Linked DNA regions of Mus musculus: regions 1, 2 and 3 are each linked to region 4. The links are chromatin loops, found by intact Hi-C in ENCODE. Cell type or tissue: heart. All regions are shown on one strand.

Region 1 (8,000 bases), 360 kb after region 4:
ACATAAAGAAACCCTATCTTGAAAAACCAAAATAAATAAATAAAATGAAATAAGGAAATTATAAAGGACAAAATGAAACTTTACATCTGAGGTAAGTCATGTTACATCTCTGGGACTTTTTTCTTGCCCTCTTTTCCTCTTTTTTTGCCCTCTTTTCCTCTCAGTCGCAACAAAGCTGGCTGCACTGTTGGAGTAGTTTTAGAGTTCTTTTTTTCAGTTTCATTATAACAAAGGGTGCTCTCTCTCTTTCTCTCTGTAGTGTATATGTGTATTGTATGAGGTGTATTCTTGTGTTATACGTGGTATATGTGTGTCTCATATGTGGAATGTGCGTGTGTTGTATGTAGTATATTCATATGTGGTATATGTGTGTCTTGTATGTTGTGTATGAGTATACTATATGCAGTATAGGCATGTGTTGTGTATGTGCCGGGACTAGCCCCGGTGTGGTCTTTTTTGTTGTGGGTTACTCTTGAGGCAGCAGAGGGGGAAGAGTGTAGAAGGAGGGTAAGCCTTTGTCTTACGAGATACCTAGGGTTGCTGTATAATAATAAAAAGTTTATATCTAAGTCTTAAGTTACTTTGCTACTGTAAGTGACCTGCCTTCTGTGTTCCTCTGAGACCAGAAACTGCTCTCTCTTGGCACCTAGCACCTCATTCTAAAACAGCAAAGTAAAGTACCCTTTGTTCTATCTCAGCAGGAATTGCATGGCTCCAACTTTCAGCCTGCCACTTGAAGTCACAGGAAGAAAAAGGAACACTTTGAAAAGTGAATTTAGTGTTCATTTCTAAGTTGGAAAAAGTTTCCTATGAAAGCTCTCTAAGAAAAAGGGGAAAAGCAGAAAGATCCTAAGCGGGGCAAGGGAAATACAGGCTACTCTATCTTTCAGAATACATGATCATATGGTAAAAAGTTCATCACAAGTTTACACATAAATTCAAATCACAAATCAAATGAGTTTACAGCAGAGAATGTTTACCTGCATATCCATTAGGAGTAATTATCTGGCTAACCATTCATCACCTGTCACAGCTCCACAGGGTCATGGAGAGTTAAAAAACCATAACTAAGTTATTAGTGAGTTTTGTATAGATAAACTCAGTCAATATTTTATCTTCTGCTCTAGCACCTATAATAAACCATAGTTCCCTTTTTATGACCTATGGTGAATGATTTTAAAAACTTTTGGAATGGGCTCTGAGTAGTAGAAGCAATTAACTGGTGACAGAGACTACCAGAGTTCTCATTGCAGTTTTGACTATCAGAAAGGAACTAATAGCAGTCCCACTATAAAAGAGCTTAATAAATACTGATATGATTTTAGGAATTCTTATAGGATCATCATTAAGAATTAAGAATTCATCTATTTGTCTACATAGCATCACTAAGAGACAGTACATCTTCGTAGTTCTGCAGAGATGTGTTCAAAAGGGTGGGCTAATACCTAGTTATTGTTATGTGTGTTTAATAACAGGAAAAGCATATTAATAGCAGGAATCTTTCCTAAAATGGTTTTCTCCTGGGCCTTGCTTATGAGAGCAAGCCTGTCATGAATTATTTATTAATCCAAAGCAGTCTCATCTCAGGAAGTTATTAGCTTGTTCTATGATGGCTCCTGACAGATGCTATATTCTCGTAGTATATGTGGGTATATGCATGTGCTATATATACTAGCATGCTGTATATAGTATTTACATGTGGTAGGTGTAATATATGTATGTGCTACATGGTATATTAGTGTGTTGTATGTGGTGTATTTGCGTTATACTTGCTGTGGTATTTGCATGTTAGGTGTGGTGTATTAGTGTGTTGTATGTGGCATATCAGAGTGTTATATATGCTATATGCATGTGTTATATGAGTGCCTTTGTGTGGATGCATAAGAGCAGATAGAGCCCAGATGTCTTTAGCATTTTGTGCCTTGTTTCCTTGAGACAGAGTTCCTCACTAAAACTGGAGCTCACCATTTTTGGCTAAGCTGGCTGACTGACCAGCAAACTGTCCCCAGCCCCCACTGCCCCAGAAGCAATAGTAGAATGCCTCAGCTCAAAAGGGTAGGCATATTTTGGTGGCTTCCAGTGAATGGTAACAAAGTATCTTTCAGACTTTATGGTTAATATGCCCATTTTGCTGTAATCTCTCTCTCTCTTTTTAAAAAGAATTATTTTTTATATGATCACACTGTAGCTGTCTTCAGAAGAGGGCATCAGATCCCATTACAGATGGTTGTGAGCCACCATGTAGTTGCTGGGAATTGAACTCAGGACCTCTGGAAGAACAGTCAGTGTTTTTAGCCACTGAACTATCTCTCCAGCCCCGCCTCTTTTTTTCTTTTTCTTTCTTTATTCCTTTTTTCTTTTTCTTTTCTTTTTTTGCTATATTCTTATCAATATTGAATTTTACTGTTTTAAAAAGTTAGTTTTCATTTAAATTTGCATTTCTAGCCTCCTTGTGAGTCTGCATTTTCTGATGACTAAACTGACTTCTGTATCACTTGTCCTCAAAACCTTTAGGAGTGTTCATCTTTCATCCATTATTTCCATCTTCTTGAATGAAAGGGACAATTGTGGGCTTCCTTTGGGAAGATAGACAGCAGGGCTGGGCCAGTACACAGTTGTAGAGGCTTGCCTCTCATGCATTATGCCGCAGGTTCAATCCCCAGTACTGAGCATCCCCTGTCAACAAAGGAAGGCAAACAGGGCTGTATTTTGTTTTATTCTCTCATTATACAGATGATTTTACTCAGACCTGAAAAATATAAGTTCCTTTGTCACAAACTGACAGCACTAGTTCAGGTAGGGGTAAAGATGTCTAGCTAGGGACCAGGGGAGGTTGTCCAGTGCCAAGCAGTCAGCCCTGAATATGTGCATACAGGTAGCATTATATGGACTGGGCAGGCCATGTTTAGGAACATATGCATATATACATGGAATAAGAATTAGTAAAAAAAAAGAGCCATGGATTGGACGGAGATTGGGGAGGGGTGTGGAGGGAGGAAAGGGAGGGAGCGATGTAACTAAATTGTGATCTACAGATGGCTACTGAGGCTCCTCTCTGTAGAGCTCAGTGTGTATGCACGCATTCACATTATTAATCCTTCCCACATTTTTTTTGTTGGTTGGTATTTCCTGTAGATTTTTGGAAGTGAAGGAGAACAAGGGCCACACAGATTTGCATCCTCAGTTGGCAGCAGGGTCTAACGTTTAGGATCATCAGAGCTAATCTAGGGAACTTGTTTATTTTGAACGAATTTTACAATCACCTGGAAAAAAGTTGCTAAAATAGTAAATAATCCCCAAGTGTCCACCCAGTTTCCCTTTGCATTCGGTCTGAGACGTCTGGGTGGAATGAACTTGTGCACACTGGAAAGAGTCCTACATAGAAACGCCACCTTGTCCTCCCAGCTCAGACCCTGAGTGCTGTGTCTGTTTCCAAGGGAAGCTTAGCCTCCCTTCATTAAAAGCCTCCCTTCATTAAAGCACTGCTAGGTTTTCCACTACAGAGTTTCTAAAATTAAATGCTCCGCACAAATCTGGTTGCTTCTTTGACCTTTAGTATTAATTTTAACATCTGACTGTGTGGAACTAAGTTTAGGTAGAAACTGATCATGTAGATCTTTGGTTAAGTTTTTCCTGAAACACACTCTCAGATGACAGGCGGGTTTTGTAGAATATAGTAGTAAGTGAACTAGTTGTTGAGTTTAATTTGGTGCTATGACTAAGAAATGTGGCGAAGTGGGCACATTTTAAAGTTTCATCTTGTGTTTCTGTTGTTGTTTTGTTGTCTCTGTGTGTGTGTGTGTTTTGTTGTTGTTGAATGCTTTTTTGAGACAGCGTTTCTCTGGATAGCCTTGGCTGTAGACCAGGCTGGCCTCAAAGATCTGCCTGCCTCAGCCTTCCCAGTGCTGGGATTAAAGGCATGTGCCACCAACATCTAATCCCTCAGTTCATGTTTAATGTGTGTTCATGTTTTTGGATGTCTTTCTGTTTTTTTCTACCTTATTTATTTAATTATTTTTGAGGCAGGGTCTCACTACCTAGCCTTGAACTCCTATCTAGATTCTGGGGAATTTAGGTTGTCAGGCTTATGAAGACAGCCCTTTTTTGGGTGTGTGTGTCAGGATGGAATTTAGGTCATCAGACTTCCATAGCAGACACACCAGCTGAGCCATCTTGACAGTTCTTGGTTTATCATAAATTACCATTAGCCTTTAATCTGAATAATTAAGTAAGTGCATTTCAGTGGTTTTTCAGATCATTTTGAGCCATGGATCATTTTGAGAAACCCTGTCTCAAAACCAACCAAACAACTAACCAAACAAATGCCCCCCAAAACAAAACAGGAATTTTGTAGGAAATACTATTACCAAGCTTACCCACACATTTGTGCCCTATGGCAATGCCTTCTGACTCGCCCAATCTTTATGAAACTCTTTACCTCAACACACCTTTGCAGTCACCTTGTGCAGATGGGTGATTTCTTTTTGGAAATACTCTGGAAGTTTCTGGAACACTCTACAGGGCACACCTACCTCACATGACTATCTGCTATCCCTGCAGCCTGGGCCTGTTAGGTGCTGGTTGGTCCTTTGCTGCCCCCTACTGGTGATGGATGCTGCGAACGACAGAGATTGTTTCTTGCATTAAGAGCCTTTGTCTTCCTCTGCAGGGCTGATTGACTATAATTTCCACTGCTTCCGGAAGGCCATCCATGAAGTCTTCGAGGTGAGGATGAAGATGGTGAAATCTCGAAAGGCCCAGAGTCGGCTACCCAAGAAGACAGGAGCTACTCCCAATGGGACCCCTAGAGTGCTGCTGTAGGGGAACTGTCAGGAGCCTGAGTCCAGACCTCAGTGAGGAGGCTGTTAAACTATACTGCACTACAGGAGGGCTGGGGCCCTGACTCGTATGTGTTAAGGGAAAAAAAAAAACCTTACTCTTTAAAATAAAATGAGCACTTTGAAGCAAAAACCTGTACAATAACAGTGAGAGCCACTGTACTGTCACTACGTAAGTGTAAACTTTTATGTTGATAGAAAACCCCCTGTGAGGACTGCCAGGAACTGTACATATTTTGCATATTTTCATGTTTTTTTTCCTCATTGAGGTGAACTTTGATAAGATGACTTTTCTAAACTCTTTTCTGTACTTGATGACAAGGACACGCATACTCTACAGTCCATATGGCAATCGGAAATTGATCCATTATATTGCTAGAGACTTTTTTTGTAAATTTGGGACTCTTTGCTGCCAGTTGTCAAAGGGGAAATCGTTTTTCAGTGGAGCAGCAACAGGTCAGGGCTGGAAGCTCCAGGCCAGAGCAATAAGAACGTCTCTATTTATAGGAAGTGTAATAGGAATGTTGTAGCTGGACAGTGGTGGTGCATGCCTTTAATCCCAGCAGATGGATCTCTGTGAGTTTGAGGTCAGCCTGATCGACAGAGTGAGTTCCAGGACAGCGAGGGCTACACAGAGAAACCCTGTCTCAAAACCAACCAAACAAATGCCCCCCCCAAAACAAAACAGGAATTTTGTAGGAAATACTATTACCAAGCTTACCCACACATTTGTGCCCTATGGCATTGCCTTCCGACTCGCCCAGTCTTTATGAAACTCTTTACCTCAACACACCTTTGCAGTCACCTTGTGCAGACGGGTGATTTCTTTTTGGTGCAGTATCTTGTGAACCTTTGGGACCAGATTTCTAAAATGATGCCAACCAGTGTAGAGAAATATGGATGTCGTCTGAGGAGATTGGAACAGATAGCATTGATTTGTGTGGGGGGGAAACCGTAGAAGCAATACTGTACCTGCCGAGGGGTCTAAAACACACAAGCCAAGAGGGTTCCCAGATGTAGGCAGAGGTCACTCAGATAAGAGATGCACGTGTGCTTGTGTGTGTTCACCTCCTGGGAATGGTGTGTTGATGCGCTATGTTCAGAGACCTTGTTCAGGACCAGGTTTTAATGCTCCATGACCACAGGAGTTTAGTCCTTGGTGGCTCCATTTGTTACCTGACTCGTTCTTTCATCTGTAACAACATACCTCATGTCCTTTGCCTGTTCCTACCAAGATCAGCTTGCCACCAGCTTGCTCTGCAAGACAGAAGACACAGAAAGCCTGTGGCCGGTGGGAAAAAAAGGAGGCCTAGAGACGTATGTTAGTCAGTTAACTATGTGTGTGCTTTTATAGATAGGTAGGGAACTAAGAGTCCTAAATCTAGCCCTATTTCAAACCATTCTAAGGGTTAGTACTGTCAGGCGTGCATGGCATTAGCAAAGGTTCTTTTTAAAGCAGAGTCCCTTAGGGATGTCAAAGCTGGTTCTAGCTTTGTGTCTAAAGCAGCTTGCTCCTGAAGCTCACTTCTTTTACGCATCTTCTTCCCATCTTCTTGCTTCCTTTTCCCCAAATTCTTTATTATTTGAGACAGCGTATCTCTATGTAGCCCTGGCTGTCCTGGAACTCACTATGTAGACCGGACTGTCCTTGAACTCAGAGATTCACCTGCCTCTGCTTCCCCAAGTGATCAAAGGTGAACACCACCATGTCTGGCCAGGTCTTACACTTTTGGAGCTGGTAACTAAAACTGGAGACGATGATTGAAATGTAAGATTGAGCCTCCCAGTAGTCTGCACATTATTAAGGAGATTTCTAGTCATCATGGAACCATGGCTCCTTCCTTATGATTTCTATGAAGAGACTTGAATGAGATGGTAGGAGCCTGGAGTTCTAATCTTCAGGACTATTCCCCGACGGCCTCTGCCAACAGAGTGGATGGTGGTTGGCCACTTTTAAGAGTCTAACACCACTGTGCACCCACACAAAGACACTAGAGAGTGAGAAAAAGCATAGTTTTCTCTTTTTGAGTGGGGCTCAGAGGTAACTCAGGCTGGCCTCAGACTTGCCAGGTAGCTAAGGATGCTCTCCAGTTTCTGACCGCTCAGCCTCGACTTTCCCTAAGTGCTAGGATTATAGGAATGCAACACCGTGCTTGGCTTGAACAGTGCTGAGAACTGGACCCAGAGCTTTGTGCATGTGAAGGCAAGCACTCTACCAATCTAGTATCCCCAGCATCCTTTCTTAATAGTTTTTTTTTTTTTTTAAACAAAGAATTTCTCTTTGAATAGACAAAGAATTAAGTTTTTAATAAGACTGTAGTTTCAAAATAAGACACTTGCCTGTCTGGTAAATCACATAAAATTAGCATGTCTAAGTGGCGCTTCCATTTTTAAGCTGGTTATATCATGAGTTTTTGTTGTTGAAATGTGCCTTAAAAGCCTATCACTTCAAGAGCATGTGATTCTTTGAGGGATAGGCAGGAACACTCCTGTGACATAGGGCCCATGTTCCTGATCATAAATGCACTCTTTAGTTACAACACTGATTCCTGCCTCGAGCCTGGTGTGACACTGACCTCTTGAAGATGTCTGAATGTGACTAGAATTGCGAAATGTCCTCACATTTGTTTTGTATTTTATCTTAGATTTGGGGGGTTAGCTTACTGCACTGTAGATCTGTGTCTATGCTCAAATGGGACTATAAACTGAAAGGTCAAACTCCTAACTACGGTGGCTTCAGTAGAACATGTGTTTGGTTTTAGGAATTGAGAACTTGAAGATGTGTAGAGCAGGCAGACTTTTGCTCTCTGAGTCAAGTACAGCTTCTATGTAAGAGTTGTGCCGAATTACTTGTCATAATGGAGGTTAGTGTGAGTGACCTGTACAGAGTGCTTTTGAAGGAGTAGAAATAAAAGCTGATTAATAGATACCACGTGTTATTTTGTGAACATAATATATTTTGGATCATTAAATAGAAAATGGCTAAATATCACAGCAGTACTATTAAGTATGGGTTATTTGTCAACTGAGTCTGAAACAGAATTTATCAAATCAATGGAACTGTCATGATTGACGTATGGTATGCACTCAACAAACACAGGCTGGGTGTAGTTTGTAATCAAGCACACTGTTTTGCTGTTGCTAGGACTTCATTTGTAACAC
Region 2 (8,000 bases), 690 kb before region 4:
TAGGAAACAGAGAAACCCTGCTTCTGCTTAGCTTTGGAATCTGGCTCCGACTTAGCTAGCTTTCCTCGGCAGCTCAGGACCACTGCAAGGCAGTGGCACTACAGGCGGGGCTCTCCTACATCAACCATGACAATTCGACAATTCGGCTACTCAATGCAGACATTCTCCAGGTGATTACAGACAGTTGAGTTGACAGTTAATGCTAACTAGGACAGTAAGGTTGAGAAAAGAAACCAGGAACAAAGTAATTGAAGATGGCAGATGTAGAAATAAAACAGTAATGGAAAGACAGTGAAAGGGTAGGGTAGTAAGGAAATGCAGCATCATTATCTCCGAAGTCGTGATTGGGCAGAGCTCCAAGTGACACATTCCTGGGGAATTCACAAAACAGGAAATCCAAGTTATGAATATCTGACTTATAACCTGCCAGCACATAGGGACAGAAATCTCTCTCTCTCACACACACACACATACACACACTCACATTCACACTACACAAAAAACAGACCTAACATTTGAGGGCCCCAGAGTACAAGCAGAGGCCAATATACTAAATGTCTAAATACATATTCCAAATCAAGATAACTAAGTGTTCAAAGAAATATATTACATGTATTCCATCCTACCTTAATAACAGTGACTTCACCAGAATATGGTAGTCTGAGCAAAGCTAGCCTCTAACCCTTGTCCTCCTCCTCTAGGTTCAAACTACACAAGGGACTTACACATCCCCATATGCGAGCTCCCCAAACTGTTCATCCCAGCTCATCCCTACGCATCTTCTTCAACCACTTACCAACCTAAGCCAGACTCCACTTTCAAGTGCAAGCCAGTCAGCAGGTAAGTATTTCTGTGACAACAGAATCTCCTGGTCACTAGGACCTAGTGTCTGTGGCAGATTGTTGTTCTCAGTCCCGCTTCAATATTCACCGTTTCCCTACTCATAGGGACCTGACTCTTGTGGTCACAACCAGTGTGAAGAAAATAGACTCTGGGCTTCAGGGAGGAAGGTCTTTTAATGGGAGGGACAAAGGCTTTTTAAATTTAAACCTTTGGGGTGAGTGTACATCCTTGGCCAGGGCCAGGGTGCAGGAGGTGCCTCATTTGCATAAGGAAGAATTCCAGGTGCTGCTGGACATGACCTTATAAGGAAAGAGGAAATGTAACCTGGCTACTGGATTCCATGATCTTCTCTGGTGGGGGAAAGGTGGGGGCACAGGGCTATGTGCACAGACGTATGGAGGCCTGGGGCAGATGAGAAACAGTCCCACTCCCACCAATCTCAGGATGAGATTTCTGGAATCTGGACATGCCTTGACCCACTCGTGTTCCAGGCCTGCTCCCTACAGCTCCCCCAGCCCCACAGTGGATAAGTGTTTCCTCCATTATCATACCCAAGGAAGGAAAATAGTAAACTAATAATTATTCCAGAGTTAATTTTATTTATCAGTCACTCATCTAAATTTTTTCATAATCCATTGAGGTTAGTATTAGGGAGACATTAAAGTTGAGAGTTTAATTTATTCAAGAGATTATAGCAGAATTGGAACAGGAAATTATAACAGAATTCTAAAACCTGTGCTTTTAAAAGACATACATCCTAACAGCAATTAGTTGGCACATTTTTTTAAAAGCTCAGGCAAACTAAAAATATCCCAGGGAAAGTAATTTGATTGAAAATCGGGAAAGTTTTTGCCCAACAATATCCTAACTTTAGATTTAAGTATATGATGTTCATCTCAGTAATATTTATTACTAGATAAGAGAAACAGCAGATAAATGAATAATACCCTCTCAAATATGCCTTGTCAATTCCCAGATTCTCAGTTCCAAAGGCCTAAGTTTCTTTGTCTCAAAATTATAAACCAGATCAGAGTCTCACCAGAAACTTCATCACCTGTGAAATAGGAGATTCAAATACCTTTTTTTTTTTTTTTTTTTTTTTTTTTGGTTTTTCAAGACAGGGTTTCTCTGTATAGCCCTGGCTGTCCTGGAACTCACTCTGTAGACCAGGCTGGCCTCAAACTCAGAAATACACCTGTCTCTGCCTCCTAAGTGCTAGGATTAAAGGCCACCACTGCCCTCGAGATTCAAATATCTTAATCCTGAATCCCAACCCATTCCCACCCAGCCAACCCAGAAAGTTTCATCCCAGGCATTCATAAGCCTCATGGTGAATTACCACTCTGATATGTGAGCTTAGGCATTTAGATTGCATCTTTTGATAGATACAGGTGCCCAACAGGTCCAAAACTCGGTAAAAATTTAGTATTCAGAATACATCAGAAATCATTGTCATAACAGTGATGCTGAAAGCCAAGACCCTGGGTAAAACTGCCTAGAAAGTGAGTGCAGCAGGAAGAAACTATTGTTTGTCACTGTGACTATGACTTACAAAATGAGAATGGTAGCTCACAGTAGCTTCCTGTCAAATACAATGATCTACTTGCAAACATGTTCAATTTACTCTTTTTTTTTTACATTATCCTAGATTGTTGTTCTATGAGAAAGCTCCCGTGTAGTGAAATTGGGATCCCTCTCTCTCCCCTCCTTTCAGCCTGTTAGGAAGCGCAGGACTTGACATTCTCAAGAGCGCATCCTTGGTCACTAATTTTAACTCCAATGGTTCCACTGGTTTCCAGTCAAATCAACTAAAACTCAGCACCTAGCTTAAATTTAAAATCGTGTTGGTCATACAACATGGGCAATACCTTCCATCTTGGGGTTCTCTGACCTAACTTGTGACACTCAAACTTGAATTGCCATGCTACTGCTGAGTATTTAGTAAGCATACAGCACTAGCATTAAAGGCAGGAAAGGAAAAGCTATGAGACCATAAATAGGGAAAGGTGCCCCTTATTCGAAGTTGAAACTCCTCATCGGGTTAAAAATAAATAAATAAATAATCTCAGTACAACCAACATTTGCTATGAAGACTGCCGACACAAAGGCAACATTCCTTCCTATAAAGGTATCTTAGGTTAAACTAGCAGTGGATCTTTGCCTAAGGTTCAAGCCTGTGCCCTTCGTCCTTTCCTAGACATTAGACTATTAACTTTGTTTCCAATTAAGTTATCTTAACTCTAGTAACCCCGGAATATGGGGCTTTACCGTAGCAATCCTAATCTTGTTGGGTAGTCTTCAGGAACCACCCTATGATCTCCCTTAAACTCAACAATCCTTCAGAGACATTAGTCCTTCAAAGACAATGTCCTCAAAGGTCGCCAAAATGCTGTACATAAACATTAAGGACAATGAAGCGTGACTCTCCTTATAGCTCTGAGGCATAGTGGCTCCTCTTAAAATCCGTCGTCTTGGTGTGTCCACGGATTCTCAAACCAAACCCTCGGGGCTGTTGTGGACGACAGCCTCGGGAAGGTGACAAAGCGAAGCCATCTGAACTGCCTTAGGAAGTGTGTAAAACGCCACTGGTGTCTCTCTACGATGCTAACTTCCATTAGTGAGCGCTCACGCGTCACGGTGCTCCCCCCGATGGCGCGCGCTAACCGCTGCTCCCGAACCCCCTCGCCAGCTCGGGGTTCCGCTTAAAAAAGTAACGGGCTCACGGCTGAAAACCCGACATGAAGAGGTGCCCAATGAGCACAAGACAAACCCTAGGCTGCCTGACCGCAGACCGCCCAGCACAGAGCAGGGGAAGGCACGACGCGGCTCAAAAGAAACAGGCAGAAAGCGACGGAGTTCATCTTTCCCGCTGGATCCCGCAGGACCAACCGGTCCGCCTTCGGGCTCGCTCCGCGCCAGTTCCGATCGCGCACATTTACTACGTCACGGCGTCCAGTCTCGCGGTATCCTCCTGCCGCCGAGGCCCTTTCGCAAAAGTCTCGCGAAACCTGTTCCTCGGGCCCACGGCTCCGCGCTCGCCCTCCTCCACTCCGCCCCTACCCCGGCTTCTCCCTCACTCGCTCCCCGGGTCAGGAAATTCCCCGCTCGGGTCCGGCAGGCGCGCCTCCTCCCTCCCAGTTCCGAGTTCAAACCGGAACTGGAAGTGTGGTGGGCGGGGCCCGGCGACGGAAAGCGCTGAGGAGCCGAAGCCGGGACTCGGCGGTGGCCCGGGTCGGTCCCGCGCCACGGAGCGCCGGGCGGCGGGGCTGCGGGGCTCCGGGCTGAAGGGCGCTGCGCGAGCCGGAGGGCGGGCGCGGCCCCCCGGGCGCCGCGGGGGATCATGTCGACAGCCTCCGCCGCCTCGTCCTCCTCCTCGTCTTCTGCCAGTGAGATGATCGAAGCGCCGTCGCAGGTCCTGAACTTCGAAGAGATCGACTACAAGGAGATCGAGGTGGAAGAGGTGAGCGAGGCCGAGACCTGCTGCCCCGCGCCGCCTGGGATCCCGGGCGGGAGGCGGCTTCCCCATGGGCTTCGGGGGTTGAGTCTGAATCTGTGATTCTCTACCTGATTCTTATGTGGTCGGCAGTTCAATTATCCGTAAATAGATTGAGCAAAGTTTGGTGGCCGCGGGATTTCAGCTCGCTGGTAGTGGTGTTAGAGTCCAGGATAGTGTGTGTGTGTGTGTCTGTCTGTCTGTCTGTATGTCTGTCTTGTCTGTCTGTGTGACTTCTAGCGCAGTGTGTGACACGAAAGGATGCTTGGGACAGGCTGGTAAAGAGAACGTCGAACGTCTCACGGTGCTTCCCCTGGTCCCGGATTCTTCTTTCTCTGATACCGTAGGTAGTTCTACCTTCTATTGGGCTCTGTAGATGAATTTCAATCTCTAGTAACGTTAAGTCTGTTATGAAAACATGTTTCAAGTAGCATAGTCTGAAGAGGCAAGTAGTGATTATGGTGACAGTCAGAATATTACGCTACACCAGAAATCGCTGTTAGAAAAACCGAATAAATTCAATGTTCAGGTGGAAGAGTGTCTTCACTTCATCGCCTATTTTCAGATTCACAGTGGGGCCAGTGACTTCTAAGAGTCTTAATATTTACTGAAGAGGAAAAAATCTGTACATATATTCAAAATGCCGTTTAGAACTCGTTGAAGCTTTGGTTAGAAACGCGTTCACGCAGTTTCTATGAGTTTAACCGTTTTTTAAGAGCACTGTGCATTTTCTGTGCCTTAATGTGTGGGTTTTTTATAGCTAGACTGAGTTGTCTTTTCTTCATTTTTAAAGTATTATAGTAAGGAGTTAAAAGATGCAAGCAAATTAACAATCAATAAATACATCTTTACCTTAGAGGACTACTAAGTCATATCTTTGTATCACAAAAACTAACCAGAGATGAGTGTGTTCATTGAGAGCATGATTATCTTAGAAAAAGTGTGCTGGATAGGGGAAGGTTTGAGACAGAGGAAGACGCTTCAGAGATAGACAGAGCACTGTGGGACTTGGTTTCCTACTGCTTTCTGTGTGTTCGTTTCCTTAACTGTAAGATGGGAGTGATTGCTACTTTATCAGTGTGACAAATCCAGTTAAGCAGTGTGTGCAGAAAATCCAATATAGTGCCTGACATATTGTTAGGAAGCAAAGTTCCAGACAGGAAGGGTGACCTGCTTTAAGGTCATATGCTAAAAGAAGGCCTGTTTTTGAAGAGGAAAACATTTTATATGTCCCCCCCACCCCCATTGAAGCTAAGATAAATTCCTTTTTTCAGAAGCGGGTAGTTGGTCCAGCTTTCATGGATAACATTCTTTTTTAAGACTAAAACTTCAGTGAGTCAGTATACAAGAATCGCAGCTTTTAAATAAGCATTTACGTGTACTCTCATGAATTGCTGTCCTTGTAGACTACAAATTGTTATATAATAATAACTTGTACTTCATGGTCTACCACATATTTCCACGAGCTTACTTTGTTTGATTTTTGCAGCCTTAGTTTTTTGCACACAACTTTTTAAAGCTTTCACATTCTTGCCTCATTGGGGCCTGCAAGTTGCTAAGGGAGACAATAATCAATTTGAAGCCCTCAATCCAAAGCTGGTACATTTTTGAAATTTGTTTCGTCTTAGAACCTAGTTTATTTTTATAGTCCCGATTTAATTCAGGCCTTTCTGATGTCAAAACCATTACATAATTTCCATTATAGTCTTCCTGTGAGCACATTAAAGAGATTGTGCAGTCAGAGGTGCATCATGGGCACTCAAACTATTTCAACTTACATTCCATCTCTAGTTTAAATCATAAATAGGAAAACAGAAAGATGACCCAACATGAAAACTATCTCACATGCCTTCAGTGTTTTATATGGACAAGTATATCATAGCCCTATCAATTAAGAAAAGAATGGCTTGGTGTATAACCCAGTATTGAAGTTCTTGCCCTCTGTGCTTGAGGCTCAGGCTCCAATCCTAGCACCACAGAAAGCGAAACAGTAAGTCGAGAGAACCACATTATTTATTTCTCAACCCATAATATAATGGACTCAGCACTACACAAAGATAATTAGAAGCTGTGGCAGGAAAACATCTAACTCCAGGCAGATGGGGAATCATTTCGTAGATACACATTTCTAAGACAGCAGATGTTTCCATCATTGCAGTATCAGAGTACTGTGGCTCTTCACTTTCATGTCAGATTATATTAGTTTTCTGCCTAAGAAATCTACATGAGTACTTAATTTTTATAAGTCATTCAGTTTTTAACCTTCTGTACGTCAGTGAAGAGAGTCAGGACATAGACTAGACACTTTCAGGATTGGATGGTTTGGTGGAAAATGTACTCAGATTTAGAAAATTAGATGCTGCATTGTGTCAGAATATATGGAGTCAGGTCATTCAATTTGGAGACCTGTGATATCTCTCTTAAATTGATAGATTAGACAAAATTATTAGAAATCTATTCCTGTTGTAAAAATAAAATACCTTGTTTCCAACATGGACTATCTTGTTCTCCACAATAAGTTTGGGCATTCTTAGACAGTCGTCATAATCTCCCAGGAAATGTAGTTGGGTAGACAGACAAATGATATCCCCATTTTATAGATACTGACAACTGGTCACGGAGTTTGGTTTGCCAAAAGCCTCTTGTCTCAGTCAGTGGTAGAGCTGGAATTTGAACTTCCTCTCTCATGAGTCTACGTCCTGTAGGTATATGTGCAGTGTCACTGCAGTAGTCTACAGTGGAACCTAATTCTAGGAAGGAGGACTCAGAATACTCCTTTCCTTCCTAGAGGTTGGGCCTGCACATTTCACATTTTCTTCTCTGTACAGTACAGCTCAATGCAAGAATCCTAAGATTAGTTACTTTCTCAAAGTCACAATGTTAAACTTGTAGGTCAAGCACATAAGCCATAATGGACACATCAGCTCCAGTAAGTAGAGAGAGGATTGAAGCTACTTACCAAATAAATTTATCTCATTGGCTCAAAATATCACTAGTGAATAATTGCCTTGCACGTGTTCTTCTGCCTTTGTGCTCTTCCTCCAAAATATCATGTGACTAGTTCCTTCTCACCATTCAAGTCCCTCCACAAATGTCCCTTCCTAAGAGAAGCTTTCCCCAAGGAACTTGGGACATAGTATTTCTATTGTCCTCATAGCTCCTAACTGAATTGTGTGCCCATCTCAGCCAGATGTAAAGTATCTTATTTACATTTCTAATCAAAGTGCATAGCACCTAAAAGTTCTCTAAATATTTGTTGAACTAGTAAATAAAATGATGACAGCATAATTATGAGAATTGGATGCACGTCTGATTTTCTAATATTTGGTAAGCCAAGGGTTATTTTACATAATTTGGCTAAGCCAGAATTTACACTGGAAATGAGATCTGATTCTTCCCAGTCTTGATTCCTTCTATTCCATTATATTTAATAAATATTTATGTTTAGCAGGAGTAAAAGATACTATAAAGAGCTAGGTGCTATGAGTAAGTCAGGCATTGGTGGAGTGTCACTTAAGTACATAGACTGTATTTATAGGGATTACTCTGTAAAAGTCCCAGAATGTCGACCACAACTAAGCATATTGGCATGTACAACTACTCTTTTTACATGTCTGCTTATGTTTTATTGAAGAGGCATGGAAAAGATTTTGTTTTTAAAACT
Region 3 (8,000 bases), 370 kb after region 4:
ACCAAAGCAAGTCTTATAAAAAACAACATTTAATTGGGGCTGGCTTACAGATTCAGAGGTTCAGTCCATTATCATCAAGGTGGAAGCATGGCAGTATCCAGGCAGGCATGGCGCAGGCAGAGCTGAGAGATCTATGTCTTTATCCAAAGGCTGCTAGTGGAAGACTGACTTCCAGGCAACTAGGGTGAGGATCTTAAGCCCACACCCACAGTGACACACCTACTCCAACCAGGTCACACCTATTTCAACAAGGCCACACCTCCAAATGGTGCCACTCCCTGGCCCAAGAATATACAAACCATCACAGTTATATAGTCAAAACAAATGTGACTAGGTTCCCCTGACCTATACCTGATAACGATGCTATTGTGCTTTTTTTTCCTTAGAGATGTTGTAGCTTGAGCTTTAAGCTTTGGTGCCAAGAGTTTCTTTGGGGCAAGAGCCTATTCTTGGACACTTTAACTTTCTCATCTGGACTGTAACATACAGAAATCCCAGTGATATTACCGTATGCACACGGAACTCAGTCCATACCTGTACCCCTTGAAGTCATTCCGGGGTCGTGTGCCTGCTGCTGAGCACAGAAGGTCTGGGATAGCTGCTGTGTTCCCAGACACCGGGACCGATTGAGTCCATCTGGTTCTAGGAACTCAGTTCTGAAGGCCAGGGCTCCTGGGGAGCCTTAGGGTCTAAGAGGGCCAGGCCTCCTCCTGAGGAGCTCTTAGGTTTGGGTACTCCCTTGTCCTCTTACACTATATTGGGATACCAGTAGAGGACCTGGGATTCAGTGAGTGTTTGGGAGGCCTGGGTTTCTAATGGCTGGCTGGCCGAATTGTTGTGTGAGTGACTGGACAGATTCTGCCCAGAGAGTGGCATTTTTGTTATTAATGTCTCTGTCCCCTTTGGTTCTGTCTCAGGGCTGAACCAGAGAGAGCTAGTCTATTCTCTAGGTTCTTTGAATTAGTGATTAGAAGCCAACTTGGCGTGTGCACCTCACCTTTAAGGGAGAAACCCACTGCCCTTGTTAGGTGTTCTGTGAGTTGTACTGATTCCTTTCTGGGATTATACTCGTGGTTCCAGGAGCCTCCACCCTCTGATCCAGGAGCCTCCACCCTCTGATTCCATCTGTGTTTCATTTTGTCTAGACTCCCCTTCTGCTTCTCTCCTGTCACCCCAAGCTCTATGACACTCACTCTCCCCACTTGGCCCCTTTCCCAGCCTTCTTCTCTACTTCTCCCAGACTCTCTGACACTCAGAGTCTGATCTCAACCCTTCTTACCCCATTGCTCAGTTCCCATTTATGAGAGCCAGAACCTAGTTAATACCCGGTCCTCCTCCTAAAGTGCTCCCTGAGCCCTTAGGGCAGGCCATGTATGATAAGGTCTCAGACAACACAGAGACAAATAGCAACTTCTCAAACAAAGGGGAGTTTGTCAAACATCTGAGTTGTGCGAACAGGGTCAACCTCGTACTTATGGGACCTGCCATCCCCACTGGTATGGGACCTGCCATCCTGATAGCTACCCATTCTCCCCCTCTTAGGAGGAAAAGCTAATTCCATGGCTGAGTGGTAGTTAGCTAGTTCTGTAAAAAGAGAACGCCCTTCTCCTTGTTTTTAATTGAGGCAGGGTTTCTCTGTGTCGCCCTGGAACTTGATCTGTAGACTTTGTAGACCAGGTTGGCTCCAACTTCCGGGTACCGGGATTAAAGGCATATGCCATCACACCTGGCTCCCAAGAGTTCAGATAATGTAAGTCAGAGACTCTGCCACTGGGCTAGTCGGCTATGGATAGACTATGGACAGTCATCTAAATACTAAGTAAGAGGTGTCACCCCCTGGATCCACCAAATCCAGGTAAAGAAGACTTCCTGAGAAGGAAGAGGCCGGGACGCTAAAGGTCCACGCAGACCAGCCTTGCCTTCCAGAGACTTCAGGGACCAGCTTTCCGGCTCTGCTCTGGTTACAAAGCTAGAAGCCAGTGGGCACGCATTGGAAACTAAGGAATCCAAACAGAGACATCAAGCATTTGAAAAGTAACTAAAAGAAACACTAAAAGTAACAAGGAGTGAAATGACTAAAGTAACACCATTTTGTCCTGATCTTACTCGGGCTCCATTTTGTGTCTGCTTGAGCACTTTCCCAGCTCCTTCACCCTCCCCCCACCCCAACAACATTCACATCCGCCTTGGCAGCACATTTGGGACTTTCCATGGCTCAGATACATAACCAAAATATTTGCTGGTTGTATAGTCAAAACAAATGCAAACAAGCTCCCCTGACCCCGACGATGCGATGCCGTTGTGGTTTCTCTTTAGAAATGCTATACCCTGAGCAGAGAGAGTCTTTGGGGGCAAGAGCCTGCTCTTGGTTGCTGGCTTAATAAAGGACTGTAATTTGGCCTTATATATGTGTGGTGGTCTATAACGTCTCACCTGGACTGTAGCAGTAAAATATACCAAGAAGCTAAGAACCTGCACTGTACTCAAAATAAATAAGAGAACTTAAATGAACTGCTCAATTTCTTCAAGACTTCAATTTTCTTCAACCATTAAAATAATCTGTGTCACTGCCAACACTCATGAAGAGTAAATGAATTGATCAAGCATTCAACGTCCAGTAGAGCTTGTATCAGGATGTCAACGCTAAGGGGAAGGGGACCACATTCACAGGGCTTTGTCTAGAGAAACGGGGAACAACACATACAACACATGGGGATTGTAGCTCAAAGCTGTCAAGACTCTGAAGTGTTTTGAACTTCATCTTTTGTTATTTGCAGCATCGCCAGAAACTGGTTTAAGTTTGTTTTTTATTTTTTAAAGTTATCGTCAGGATTATTATAAAAAATAAGATGAAATTCTTCCAAATTTTAATTTGGGATGGAATCTTTTTGTTTGCTGAAAATTGTTACTTTCTTCTAGGAGGGAATTTGTTCTGAAGAAACAAAGTATTCTTTTGACAAACCTACATTTCTGGGAAAATTAATCTTTCCGACCCAGTTAACAGTCAAGCAATTAGTAACTTTTAGCATTTACTCCTTTTTTAAAAAAAAATCATATTTACCCTCTCTGTACATGTTTATATTTAGAAAAAAATTAAGAGTTGACTTTTCTCTTGCAGTGATTATAATTAAGCTTTGCCATGGGCCCATAACTCAATGCCGGATTTGTTGCTGTCTTTTACCTAAGGAAGAGCCCCCAAGGACGAGGTGATGTGGCTTCAAGAATAAAATAAAAGAGAAACATCCTTATCTCCATTGTTGGGAGGAAGAGGAGAGCCTCAGGGCAAAGTGCCTTCCGAGTCTGGCTGGCGGGCGGATGGGAACGACTACACCCCCTCGGCAGGCCTGGTCATGGGGCCGGTCGGAGCAGCGCAGGTTGCTGGATGCTAAATTTGAGGACTGAACACAAAGAATGAAAGCTTAATGGAGAAGCACATTGAAGCTCGGTTTTGCTTGCTTCTCTATTCTTCAGATTATCACCGTACTATTCAGAAAACATCGCCTTTAATGGCTTAGAAGATGCCACTTAAATCTTTTTTTTTTCCCTCCTCCTTCAGACGGCTGGGAAAAATTACTGACATTCCCACAAACACATTTGACAATGTTAAACAAGAACACTAATCTGTCTAATTGGTTAATCTTCATTCCACCTATAACCTTCTCTAATCTCCGCTGGCTCCCTCCCTTTTTTGAGGCCCTTTTATCTCGGTAAGCCGTCCGAACCAGAACCTTACTTTCTCTGTCCTCCATGATCCGAAAAGACAAACGCACCGCATCTCTTTCAGACCGACCTGTCCCATTTATGCGTTTTTATTAACATTCCAGGCGACCCCTTGGTTTTATTTCTGGGAGGTTCTGATGCACCCCGAAAAACGCTGCCTTAGCTAACCGCACCGCGGAGCTAGGGGCCACTCCCGTCCATCGCACCGAGGCCAACTGCGGGCTCGGAGAAGCGCACATCACGGCGCCGCAGTCCCAGGCCGCGCTCGCCCGCCCGCCGCTCCGGGCTGCGCCGTTCCTCCGAGCTCCCTGCGAGCTCCGCGGGAACCCCTGAAGGGCCCGCGGCGAGTCGGTCTCCCGGGCTGGGCCGAGGGGACGACGAGGGTGCCGCCCGTCTCCCCAGGGCTGCCGGGCGGGCGGGATTCGCGGGACCGCCGCTGCCGAGTGACCGACCGCCACGAAGCGCCCGCCACGTCAGGCCGACTTCACAGACCCGGCGCCGGCGGTGACGCAGCGGCGCGTCAGCCGGGACGTCAGTCCCGCAGGCCGTCCGCAGCCCGGCGCCCCGTTCGGCGACGCCCCGGCGCCCGGCCGGCCCTCAGGGAGGCGGACCCCGCGGCACGCACCTCGCCCGCGGTCGGGCTGGACTGGGCGGTGTCAGCGGAGGCCCTCGCTAGGCGCGTCCGCCGCGCGAGACCCGGGCAGCTGCGGCGCCGACGAGAGCGGCAGCGGGGACGTCCGCCATGGAGACCCGCTACAACCTGAAGAGCCCGGGTGAGCCGGGCTGGGGCGGCGGGCGGGCGGACGGGCGGGGGACCCGGGACTCAGAGCGCGGCGCCTCGGCCCGCTCGTGTCCGCCGGCCCTCGCGGCTGCTCCGGGCTCGCGCTTTACGCGAGGCCGCGGCCGGTCCGGGGGTGCAGGCCGCAGAGCGGGCGGCCGCTGCGGATCCCCCGATGCGCTGGCGCTCCTCCGCTCCTGGCCTCTTCCTCCCGGTGTCTGCGGAGCGAAGCAGGAGACAGCCGAGCCAAGGGCAGGTGCGAAGGCGACGACGGTCCGCACTACTGACCATCCCTGGCCGCATCTGCGTCCTTCGTGTCCCCTCCGCCTCTGCCGACGAACTTTTGTTAGGTGTTTGACTCACATTTGAAATATCCCATTTTTATTGTGGTTGAAATATCCAATTTCAGTATTTGGGGGAGAATTTATAGACGTAGAAAAAAAAAATATGTCCTGTAGCTAAACTAGTTGAGCTGTGCACTTGGGAATTAACCATGATTTGGGGGGGTTGATTGCTACTTTGAATTTCTTTCCTTCAGTTAATGCCCTCAGACAATCCTGGCCTCCAGTTATTTTCTGGTGCACTAAAAACAATGCCAAAAACAAAAAACAAAAAACCCATTATCAGTTGTCATATCTTTTAAGGCAGACGTAGCACAAATTACTGGAGCCTAAAAAATGTACTTTGATAATTTGTCAGGGGGAAAAAACTCCTCCCTGTTAGCTCTGAATAATAAGCCTCAGGGTATTGATGATCATTGAACTAGAACTCTCGTCACCGTTTGTTTTCTTTCCCACACTGCTTCTTAGTTTGGACTTAAGTCTGATATCTTTATGGGAAAGAGTTGGTATTGTGAATCTTTTTAAAAATATATATATATTTTAAATTTTTAGAATATATAAAGGAAAAGCCAGAGAATATTGGCTGAACAGAATGTTGTTAGCTTGAATGCTGATAAGTAAGTGGCCTTAGGGACCAGATGTAGAATTAGTCATTTCTACGGTGTTTGTTTAAAATTTGACCACGCCTGTGTAAGAATTATATGGCTGAATTTTAATGGGACATGTCTCTGTCTTCAGCCCATCACTTAAAACCTGAAGAGTTAAAAAAGGTCAGAGAAAGTAGAAATGCCTGGATTTTACCATTTTGATGCCAGAATGATTAAATTAGTTGGAATTTTGTTGTTGTTGTTTTGAGACAGTTTCTCTGTGTAGCTCTGGCTGTCCTGAAATTCACTCTGTAGACCAAGCTGGCCGAGATCCTCCTGCCCCTGCCTTCCCAGAACTGACATTAAAGGTGTTTGCCACCTAGCTAAATTTGTTGGACTTTTAAAATCAAACTGTGCAGTAAATTGTACAGTACTTAGTCACACCTAGAGCAGCAGAGGTCCTTAGGCAGATGTCCAGAGAATAATGCAGTGTGAAATGTTGTCAGGAAATTGTTCAATCTTTTTTTTTTTTTTAACAACTTCCTTTTATCTATCTTTTTATTTATGTGCATTTTTTTCCCTTGCATGTATGTCTGTGTGAGGATGTAAGATCCCCTGGAACTGGAGTTATAGACAGCTGTAAGCTACCATCTGGGTCAGTTTATAAGGTCTTCTGGAAGAGCTGGCAGTGCTCTTAACTTCTGAGACCTCACTTCAGCCCCAAATTTCTCCTTCTTGATAGGCTATTGTACCCAAGATTATGATAAAATTTAAGCAACTTTAGAAATTTAATACATTTCTAGATGGGTATGGTGATTTGTGCCTTTAATTCCTGCATTTGGGAGGTAGAGGTAGGCAGATCTCTGTGAGATCCAGTCTGATCTACTTAGTAAGTTAATAAATTTTGAAAGTAAGTTGGACTTCGGTTGACTCTTGTATCTGTTTACAAATTCTCTTCTCTAGGTGATGCTATTCTTTAAAAAGCTTTAAACTGTCTTCCCTGTTGATGTAGGTGATTTTGAGTTCGTAGAGAAGGTAGTTTCAATGAACTCTAGAAGTTGCCAAAGTGCCGAGAAGTCTGGTGATAATGCTTGCTTTGTTTTAGTCTCAAATCTTTGTTACTTGTAGATTACTGACTGTGAGAGGAAGTAATCGAAACATCTCATTTCCTGTCTGCTAGTGTTGGGTTATCTCAGAGATAAGGATGGGAAAATCTTGGAGGACACAATACAGACTATGGTTAACCGTTGTGTCCTGCATATGGTAACTTTGTTCCATCGTACCAGAAGCCTGGGAATTATCCTGTTCATCCTGTTGGTATCAACCGAAACTTCACACTAATCAGACTTTCCAGTGAACCCAGACCATATCAACTGGTCTGCATAGAATATGTGATTGAACATTTTTACAGATTTCCCACAGATCGAAAAGGTCTCTGTGAGTTGTAAAAACCAAATTCCTTGGTATCCCAACCTTCTTCAAACTCCTCTATTTCCCTCAGATATCCCATGGATTTATAGCATCCAGGGAGCTGCTGCCCTTCACGTGTTAGGCATCTGGTCTCCCACAGAGACACCTTTCACAGTGGTGCCAAGACAGTCTTCAGTCTTGGTCAGCTCCTTTACCTCTGCCCTGTGGTGAAGGTGTTACTGTGTCATCAAACAGATCCATTAAACAAACACTCACTAGATCTCTTCTCAAATTGACAGTGTTTGAGCAGCAATCATTTAGCAACAGTAAAGCTCAGAGTTAGGTTGGTTAGCTTGCTGGACAGGGCTGCTCAAGACTTAACCCTTGCTTTCCTTGCCAGCTCCTTCCCCTGCCTCTCTTTGGCTCTTTTGCATTTCCTCCTGACCCACTCTCCAGATGGTATGTCTCCATCCCTATCGGATCCTCTGTTTGGAATGCTTTCCACTGAGCCCATCTGAAATTCCTATTACTTCCTAAACTTCTCTAAGGTTCAGCCTTCTCAGCTCCCTTAGGCTAGGTAGTCCTTAACTTATTCATACCTGGTCAGTACTGTCACAGTGTCTTCAATTTTTTTTTCAAGTCTTCTAATTGCTATAAGCTTGTTAAGGCAAGAAGTTATTCTTTTTCTCTCTCCACTTAAACATTTTTCAAATGTGTATTGTTTGTTCATTTTGTTTTAATTATTTTACTTTATTTTTATGTGTAGGAATGTTTTGCCTGAATATGTCTGTGTACTAGTGTGAGCCTGGCGCTCATTAATGTCAGAAAAGGGCATTGGATCTCCTTGAACTGGATTAAGATCCTCCACGTGTTAGGAATCAAACTTGTGTCTTCTAGAAGAGTAGCCAGTGCTCCTAACTGCTGAGCCATCTCTCCAGCCCTTTGTTTTGTTTTGGTCTTATCATTTATTTATTTTGTGTGTGTGTGTGTGTGTGTGTGTGTGTGTCACTGTATAGAGATCAGACGACATCTCGCTGGAGTCAGTTCTCTCCTTTCATCATGTGGACTCAGGTTGTGTCTCGTGTTGTCAGGCTTGGTAGCATGTTGCCTACCTACTGAGCGTCTCTCCGGCCCATCCTTAATTTTTTTTATTTTTATTTTTAA
Region 4 (8,000 bases):
ACTAAAAGCAACCTTGATGTAATACTGAAACCTTAGTTTTGATATTGGATGAAATAAATTCTTTAAAAAACAATTTTGTAGCATTTTAAATGTAAAAACTAGTTCACCTTTCTATTCATTTTTGTTTTTATAATTGCCTCATTTTGGAAAATTGTGAAATAATTTAAATAGTATATTTGTATATATGTACAATTATTGTGATGTAAAATACTGTAAGTGTATGTGTCTACGTCTATGTATGCACACCAATGGTTTTGCTAGCCAAGGTTTTTTTTATCTATATTAAATATTTTGTATAAACTTTCCTTTCAGTTAGTCATGTATAATAAAAACATGAAGTCCTGTTTTATTTTTATTAGTATGCTTCTTTTGTTGTGTTTAGATGATTTCTAAAGAGGTAATATTCCAAGGGAGAGTGGTTTTTGAAGTATTTCTTTTTTTGTTTGTCTTTTTGGGTTTGTTTGTTTTTGGTTTTTTTCGAGACAGTGTTTCGCTGTGTAGCCCTGGCTGTCCTGGAACTCACTCTGTAGACCAGGCTGGCCTCGAACTTAGAAATCCACCTGCCTCTGCCCCCTGAGTGCTGGGGTTAAAAGCATGTACCACCACCACCCAGCTGAAGTATTTCAAGATGAGCATCTATAATTAGCTCAGTTACTGAGGATGGCTTCATTAAATTCTGTTGCCATTGGCAGCTTTCTCACACCATGTATTGATATAGTGAAACCTGCCTCTTCTGCAGATGTCTTTACAAATACAACTAAGCCAACACAAAAAAGTGATGATTTAGAGAAAACCAGTGTAAGTATTGATTCAGCCTGAATACCTCTTTCTAGTCTCATGAAAGTTCTGGGTTATAATCTAGTCCTTAGACTTCAAAGTAGTACCTGTTTCCTTGCTCTTTCTCCTAGGATGTCCAAGGCGGTGGGGGAGGGGAATCTTAAAAGATTTTTTTGGTAGATAGAAACTTGAAGAATGGTCTGGTTTTGTAGTATGAGACCTTGGCCCCTTCTCTGAGCATCTAACGTAAACTGGAGGCCTGGCTTTGGATCACCTTCCAGGGCATCTTGTCATCCCCTACCACCAGGTAAGTGAATTCACAGAGTAAAATGATGAGAAAGAGATGTTACTGGTTCAAAAGAAAACAGACCAGACTAATGAAGACTTTTGGAATTTAAATGAAGGTAATAAGCATTGAAAGAGAAGATTTTAAAGCAAGAATGATAAATATGATACTCCTACATTTAAAGTATTTTCAAAATGGGGGCTGGAGAGACAAGAATTAAAAGCTTGTCTTGGAGTTACTACTTGTTGATTAAACACCATGGCCAGAGCAAACTGGAGAGGAAAGGGTTAGTTCTCTCACTGCCATTTAACAGTTCATCATCAAAAGCAGGGCAGGAGCTAATGCAGAAGTCATGAAGACTACTAATGGCTCCTCATGTCTTCTTCAGCCTGGTTTGGGCTGGAATCATATTTGGCTGGGCCCACCAATATCAATCACTAATTAAAACTGCTGTACAGGGTTATTAATAGCCCAGTTACAACAGGCAACTCTCAGTTGAGATTCGTTTCTCAGATATTTTAGCATGTTTCAAGTTGACATAAAACTAGACAGGACACTTACTCTTGAAGAGGACCCAGGTATGGGTCCCAGCAGGTAGATGGCTGCTTAGGAACCAAGCAGTGGTGTTGCATGCTTTTAATCCCAGTTCTTGGGAGGCAAAGCCAGGCAGATCTCTGATTTGAAAGCCAGTCTGGTCTACAGAATTAGTTCCAGGACAGCAAGGCTACACAAAGAAACCCTATCTCAAGAAACCAAAAGAGCAAAAGCATGGCTACTTGTGACTGCCTATAATTGCAGTTCCAGGGGATCCAGGCCCCTTCCTGGCATCTATGGGCTTCTGCATGGTTGTGCACCTAAAAAATGCAGGTCCACACATACACCTTGTGATGGACACTTTCAATCCTAACATTTGAGAGGCAGAGGCAATCTAAATGTGGGCCTAGTCTCTTGTATATATCAGGTTCCAGGACAACCATGGATATATAGTGAGATCCTGTCTCAAAAGAAAAAGAGAGACAGAGAAAGAATAGAGGGACTCCAGACATGACTCAGTAGTTAAGAACTTGGATCCTCTGATTGTTAAATGCTCTTAACAACTAATGCATTTCCCACCCTCCCCCCAATGAATCTTTTTAAAAAGAAAGTAAAATTAAAGAATGAGTAAGCTGAAAAATCAGGTCAAGAAACTCCCAAAAGGAACCCAAAAGGAAAGCATATTTAAGAAATATAGAGGACAGAAATAGATGTCGGGCAGTGGTGGCACATGCCTTTAATCTCAGCACTTGGGAGGCAGAGGCAGGTGGATTTCTGGGTTCAAGGCCAGCCTGGTCTACAGAGTGAGTTCCAGGACAGTTAGGGCTACGTAGAGAAACCCTGTCTCCCTCCCACAAAAAAAAAAAAAAAAAAAAAAAAAAAAAAGAAAAGAAAAGAAAAGAAAGAAAGAAAGTAAAGGAAAGAAATGTGCTGATACTGAAATAATAGACAAAAAAGTTTAAATAGAAATAAACCCACATGGTACCAAATGAGAGACTACATCTAGATATGTGCTGATATCTAAAGACAGTAAGAAAACATCTTAAAAGTTTGTAAAGTACTAGAATAACTTTTTGAACCAAATTTTCCTTGATACAAAGTATTAAAATACAATTGCCTTTCTAAAGTGAAATCATAGGTATGCAGCTGTAGTCATTAAGTAAACTAAGATAAACGCTATACAATAAAGAGAAACGTCAATGGTGCAAGTGTACGAGTGTACACTCCTGAATCCCCTGTTTCATCGAGCATCAAAAACCATCAATCTTAGTTCTTTTCTCTTCTTTTCTGTTTTTTTGAGATAGGGTTTCTCTGTGTAACCCCGGCTGTCCTGGAACTCACTCTGTAGACCAGACTGGTCTTGAACTCAGAAATCTGCCTGCCTCTGCCTTCCAAGTGCTGGGATTAAAGGCATACACCACTGGCCGGCTAGTCCTTTTCTTGTACTTTATTCTGTATCCATATCCTCTGCATCTGATTGGATCCCTGGATTTTATTTCATTTTTGGTGTGACACTTTCCACAATATACCAATCTGCTGCTGCTCTGGGGGTTGAATGCCTTTCTGGGTGTTCATTGTTAGTGCCTCCACAGCTGGAAGAAGCTTCCTTTCTCTGCACTTAGAGTAAACTTTTATCCAAGTTCTTTGGGTGGGTTTCAGAGATTGAAATCAGTTTGCCAGACTTAGGGGAAAGCATCTTTTAACTGCTGAGTCATCTAGTCAGTTCTCACCACCAAAAAGCAAAGCAGCCAGGTGTTAAAGTCACGCCTTCAATCCCAGCCCTGGGGAGGCAGAGGCAGGCGGATCTCTGAGGTCAGAGGCCTGCCCTGTCTACAGAGCAAGTTCCAGGACAGCCAGGGTTACAAAGAAATCCTATCTCAAAAAAACAAAACAAAACAAAAACTGGTGTGTGTGTTGTGTGCCACATGTATGTATGTATGTATGCCACAGAGGCCAGAAGAGGGCGTTTTATCTCATAGAGATGGAGTTACAAATGGTTGTAAGCTGCACTATGCTGGTAATGGGCTTCTTTATTGTCAATCCCTCTCAATATATTTTGTTTGACATCATTATAGGTTTAACTTGTTCGTGACCTTCATCTTAACAATTCTAACTTTGTGCACTCCGCAGCCTTTCTGGAATCATTATTACTACGGGGAGTATGCGCGAAGTGTGTGAAGGCCCACACGTGCCATGGTGTAAAATAGAGGTCACAAATCAAACTCTGGGCATCAGGCTTGCATTACAAGAGCTTTTAGCCGACTAAGGCATCTCACTAACTCCTACTCTTTTTTTAATTAAGCAATTATTTCCAGGATTTGTAAGAATACTTCAGGGCCATTTTTCTCAAAAGGTCACTCTTTTTATGGGCAACAATCTTGGACAGCGAATCCGCTTATCTTTCACACAGGACCTGTGTTGATACAGAGTAAGTCACTGTGCGCTTAGGTCGCACGCGCCGGCAGCTCCTCGTTTGGCGACGCGAATTTCACTCTCAGAAGGATCAGTCAACCGGCTAACCTCAAAAGCTACTTCCGCTTCCCTTCCTACTAGCAGTGGCGCGGCAGTGACGCATTTCCGCCCACGGGGGCGTGGCAGTAGTCGCGCCGCCGCGGGTTGATGACGCAACGTGAATTCCTTCACCACGTGTGTGTCTGCTTGCCGGCTTTCGGGGGTCTTCTTGCCGTCGTGGGTTTTCGGCCGTCACCCCGCGGCCCCGTGGCCGCGGCCGGAGACTATGGAGCACCTCTCTGTGGAGCTGGTATCCGGGCCGCTGCGGCTAATCGCCGCCAAGAACGAGAAGAGCAGCGGCGAGCTGAACAGGTTCCTGGCCAAGTCGGTGAGCGTGGGCGAAGGGAGGCGGGCCCGGGTCGCGGAGCGCCGAGTCCCGGGAAAGGGCCTTTGTTTTTCGGGGTCAGCTTCCATTTCCTCGCCCCCTGCCCGGCGCTCAGGCCCTGGTGGAGTTCATGCCCTTCAGGAATCGGCGCGGTTGGTTTTTCTGCGAGGCTGCTTCTGTCCGCCTCCCCACCCCCCAGACACGTGCTTTTCCTTCCCTTTCCCCACCCCTCGGATGCTTTTAAGGATGCTTTTCTTTACTTTGACCCTTTGGCCCACTGACGAACATCCATAGTATTTTTTCTGGGCGTCTCAATACACCACTGAGGAGACGCAAAAATCTTGTCTCTACACCCGGGGAGTTCGCGTCTTCTTCGGTGACCGTTCATAACAAACAGCTGAAGGTTTTAACAAGACAGTTAAATTGGGAGATGAAAGACTTTTTAAATTTTATTTTTTTTATTTTTATTTTTTTTACCAAATGAGTCATGTGTTTTCAAGAGCTTTGCCGTATTGGCTTTTGCCTGAGTTGAGCATCCTTACTAGACAAGTTTTCACTTTGCGTTTTAATTTCTTTCTAAGTTTCCTTACCTGCTCTGTCTGTAAGCTTGAGTCAAGAGAGACGTGATTTTAATTTTGTAAAACTCTCAGCCAAGAGTGCATAAAGTACATACACACTCCATTGTTTTAGCAGTCAACAGCAGTGTAGCCCATCCAGTGGTTCGCAACCTGTGGGTCGCCTAAGACCAGCATATTTACATTACGATTCATAACAGTAGCAAAATTACAGTTATGAGTTAGCAACGAAAATAATTTTATGATTTGGGGTTACCACAAAATGAGGAACTGTATTGAAGGATTGTAGCATTAGGAAGGTTGAAAGTCACTGTTGTAGATGAATGAACCTGAGCCATTTGCAGCATTGTAGAATTCGCCAGAGAAAATTCTGAGAGTTTTTCCCGAGGTGTTGAACCTACTTTCTGTCACTGAATTACACCCTTAGCCAAAAGGCATCTTGTTTGTTTTTTCCTTTTGAGATAACATCTCTATTATGTAGCTCTGTATGTCTCCGAGTTCACTGTGTAGACCAGGTTGGCCTCTACATAGACTGCTAGGATTCAAGGCAGGTGTCAAGACCAGCTTGGCTCAAAAGGCTTTTCTGATACTAAATTGAATGTGAAAAACCAAACCTAGTGGGATACATCTCCTGGATGTCTGTCCTGTGTGGCTCCCTTATCAAAATTGCTGTAGGTGGACTCAGCATGAATAGGCACTCTAGAGAGAAAATGGTTTTTTTGTTTGTTTTGGTTTTGGTTTTAAGAGACAGGGTTTCTCTGTGTAGCCCTGGCTGCCCTGGAACTCACTCTGTAGACCAGGCTGGCCTCGAACTCAGAAATCTGCCTGCCTCTGCCTCCTAAGTGCTGGGATTAAAGGTGTGCACCACCACCGCCCAGCAAAACTTTACTTTTTGAGACAAGATTACCCGTAGTCCAACCTGGCCTCCAATTTGCTGTATATCTAAGGATGACCTTGAGTTCCTCATTATTCTGCATCTGTTTTCCAAGCACTGATTTCGGGCTGTTACCATGGGCTTAGTTTCAAAATCTATATGCGTTGTCACTGCAACTGTGATGCCTCCTCTACTTTGACTATTGTCTACATTTACATTCATAGAGAGGAGGGTGTTTACAATAATACCAAGCATAGATAGCTACAGGGACATAACATAACTGGAGATTTGTGTACATAGAGGACAGAAGAGGGCGTCTGATTCTCTAGAGCCCTAGTACAGGTCTCGGAGCTCTGCCGCCTCTTCCTCCTTGCAGCAGGACCAACTCCCAGCCAGTTACCTAACTTTATCTCTGTTTCTTTCCTTTTTTTTTTTTTTTAGAGACGGTTTCTCTGTGTAGCTCTGGCTATCCTGGAACTCACTCTGTAGACCAGGCTGGCCCCGAACTCAGAAATCCACCTGCCTCTGCCTCCCAAGTGCTGGGATTAAAGGTGTACGCCACCACGCCTGGCTGTTTCTTGATTAAATACATATAATGGCTTTAAAATAGAATTGTTGTGGATAGCGGGGTTTCTAGGCTGATGATGTGGGTCAGTGAGGGAGTCTCTGCCTAGCATGCTTTAGGGTTGACCCCCTGGTGCTGTCACAGCAAAACAGTACAACTTCCAGCAGTATCACCTCGGGCCTGTGCTCTGCAGTGGGAGGTTTAGGCTCTTCTACTAACTTGTCAGCCGCAGCTTTGATAAATCTTAGTAATTCTGCTAGTTGAAAAAAAAAAAAAAAACAAATAAAAGGAGATGACTCCTAAAGTATGGAGAAGATTTTTATTACACAGCTATAAGGGGAAAGTAGGGGAAGAGTCCAGGCTGAACATGGCTGGAAAGGGGAGGGTGGCGGAGAGCAACAGAGGAGATGCTGATTAAGAGAGGCACCCTGAGTTAGGTGGCCAGAGACTGGGAACCAGGCTGGGGGAAGAGAAGCCCAGCTTAATAGGAGGGAGGGGTTTTTAGGGTAGGGATGGGGTGAGGGCTGCTGGAGGTGTGTGGGGGGGAGCCACAGCTTGCTCACTTGTGTACTGAATGAGACATGTCTTAGCTTTGAGACCTACTAGTCATTATAGCAAAGGAACTGAATTGGTTGCTTTGTGTTTTAGTGTGCTTTTCTCTTTTTCAAGACACGAGTTTGTGTAGTCCAGGCTCTCCTTAAACTCAGAGATTCACCTGCCTCTGCCTCCAGTGCTGGGATTACAGAGCCACTACATTCAACTGGTTGCTAAGCTTGATAAAAGGAGTGCCTGAACCACCCTAAAAATGTCTTTTCTGGTTGATTATTTACTTTTACATTTAACGTGTGCAGACAGCTCGTAGGATGTCCTCTCCGTTTACCACATGGATACTGGCAGTCGCCTTCACCTGCTGAGCCATCTCACTGGCCCAGTATTTGGTAGTTTCATCAGTGTCTTGAGCTTCCCTCAGACTAGTATGCATGTTAACCACCTAAATAAAACCCACTCAAGCTTTGTGAACGTAGATACCTGTGAGGCTTCTCCAGCAGCTCTCATTTTGCAAAGAGGCAGAATTTCCCAAGAATGCAATTGCCTGGGTGGTCTGGTAGACTTGGATTTCCGGGGCAAATCCTTGAACATTCCCTGCTTCGTTGTTGTTCTGACAGCCAGGACATGGGCTTGCAAGCTGGGGCCACAAAAAGAGAAAGTCAGTTACATAATTAATTGTCCTGTGTAACTGCTGCCTCTGCATTTTCACACTACTTATATGTGTTGGTGAGTGAACCCCTCAGGGCTTCATGGATGCAAAATAAGTAACCAAGCTGGTCCCCAGCCCTAAGTTTCATTGTTGTTTTGGGGCTTAACTATATTGTCCATTCTGTTCTAGAGCTCCTGAGCTCAGCTACCCCCCTGCCTCAGCCTTGTGAGCAGCAGGAACCGTAGGCAGGTGCTGTTGACTAGCTTTCTCCAGCTGTGGCGATTACAGGCATGTGCCACTATGCTTGCCCTCATTACTGTAATTTCATTAAGTAGTTTTATTTATGGCAGGGAAT

What was found. Hi-C counts contacts between places; a loop is a spot of excess contacts. Peaks named below come from ENCODE experiments on the same cell type or tissue, not always from the same donor. Only the 100,000 strongest peaks of a DNase experiment are listed, where the experiment ranks them.
Region 1: a loop joins it to region 4, with 2.3 times the contacts of the local background. A loop is called at or near these places in 3 of 42 quality-filtered maps.
Region 2: a loop joins it to region 4, with 10 times the contacts of the local background. A loop is called at or near these places in 3 of 42 quality-filtered maps.
Region 3: a loop joins it to region 4, with 2.7 times the contacts of the local background. A loop is called at or near these places in 7 of 42 quality-filtered maps.

What each region holds. Positions count from the first base shown.
Region 1 is chr4:33,013,978-33,021,977 of GRCm38, forward strand. It overlaps Rragd (Ras-related GTP binding D), which reads left to right. Exons shown (of 7, transcript NM_027491.2): 7 at 4,670-8,000. The coding sequence ends at 4,821. Among named protein-coding and RNA genes, the nearest start is that of 4933421O10Rik, 13 kb to the right of the region's middle. In heart, CTCF peaks have their summits at 4,606 (motif pointing left) and 4,807; a DNase peak (open chromatin) is centred at 4,604.
Region 2 is chr4:31,960,080-31,968,079 of GRCm38, forward strand. Map3k7 (mitogen-activated protein kinase kinase kinase 7) reads left to right here and starts at 4,028. Exons shown (of 16, transcript NM_172688.3): 1 at 4,028-4,303. The coding sequence starts at 4,184. In heart, no CTCF peak of the experiment used is centred here; a DNase peak (open chromatin) is centred at 3,902; H3K4me3 peaks cover 3,176 bases; H3K27ac peaks cover 1,781 bases.
Region 3 is chr4:33,027,124-33,035,123 of GRCm38, forward strand. Ube2j1 (ubiquitin-conjugating enzyme E2J 1) reads left to right here and starts at 4,257. Exons shown (of 8, transcript NM_019586.4): 1 at 4,257-4,493. The coding sequence starts at 4,463. 4933421O10Rik (RIKEN cDNA 4933421O10 gene) reads right to left here and starts at 4,200. Exons shown (of 2, transcript NR_036602.1): 1 at 3,734-4,200; 2 at 16-3,398. In heart, no CTCF peak of the experiment used is centred here; a DNase peak (open chromatin) is centred at 4,298; H3K4me3 peaks cover 2,920 bases; H3K27ac peaks cover 2,008 bases.
Region 4 is chr4:32,652,917-32,660,916 of GRCm38, forward strand. It overlaps Casp8ap2 (caspase 8 associated protein 2), which reads left to right. Exons shown (of 11, transcript NM_001122978.2): 11 at 1-355. It overlaps Mdn1 (midasin AAA ATPase 1), which reads left to right and starts at 4,203. Exons shown (of 102, transcript NM_001081392.1): 1 at 4,203-4,436. The coding sequence starts at 4,335. In heart, no CTCF peak of the experiment used is centred here; a DNase peak (open chromatin) is centred at 4,185; H3K4me3 peaks cover 2,214 bases; H3K27ac peaks cover 1,167 bases.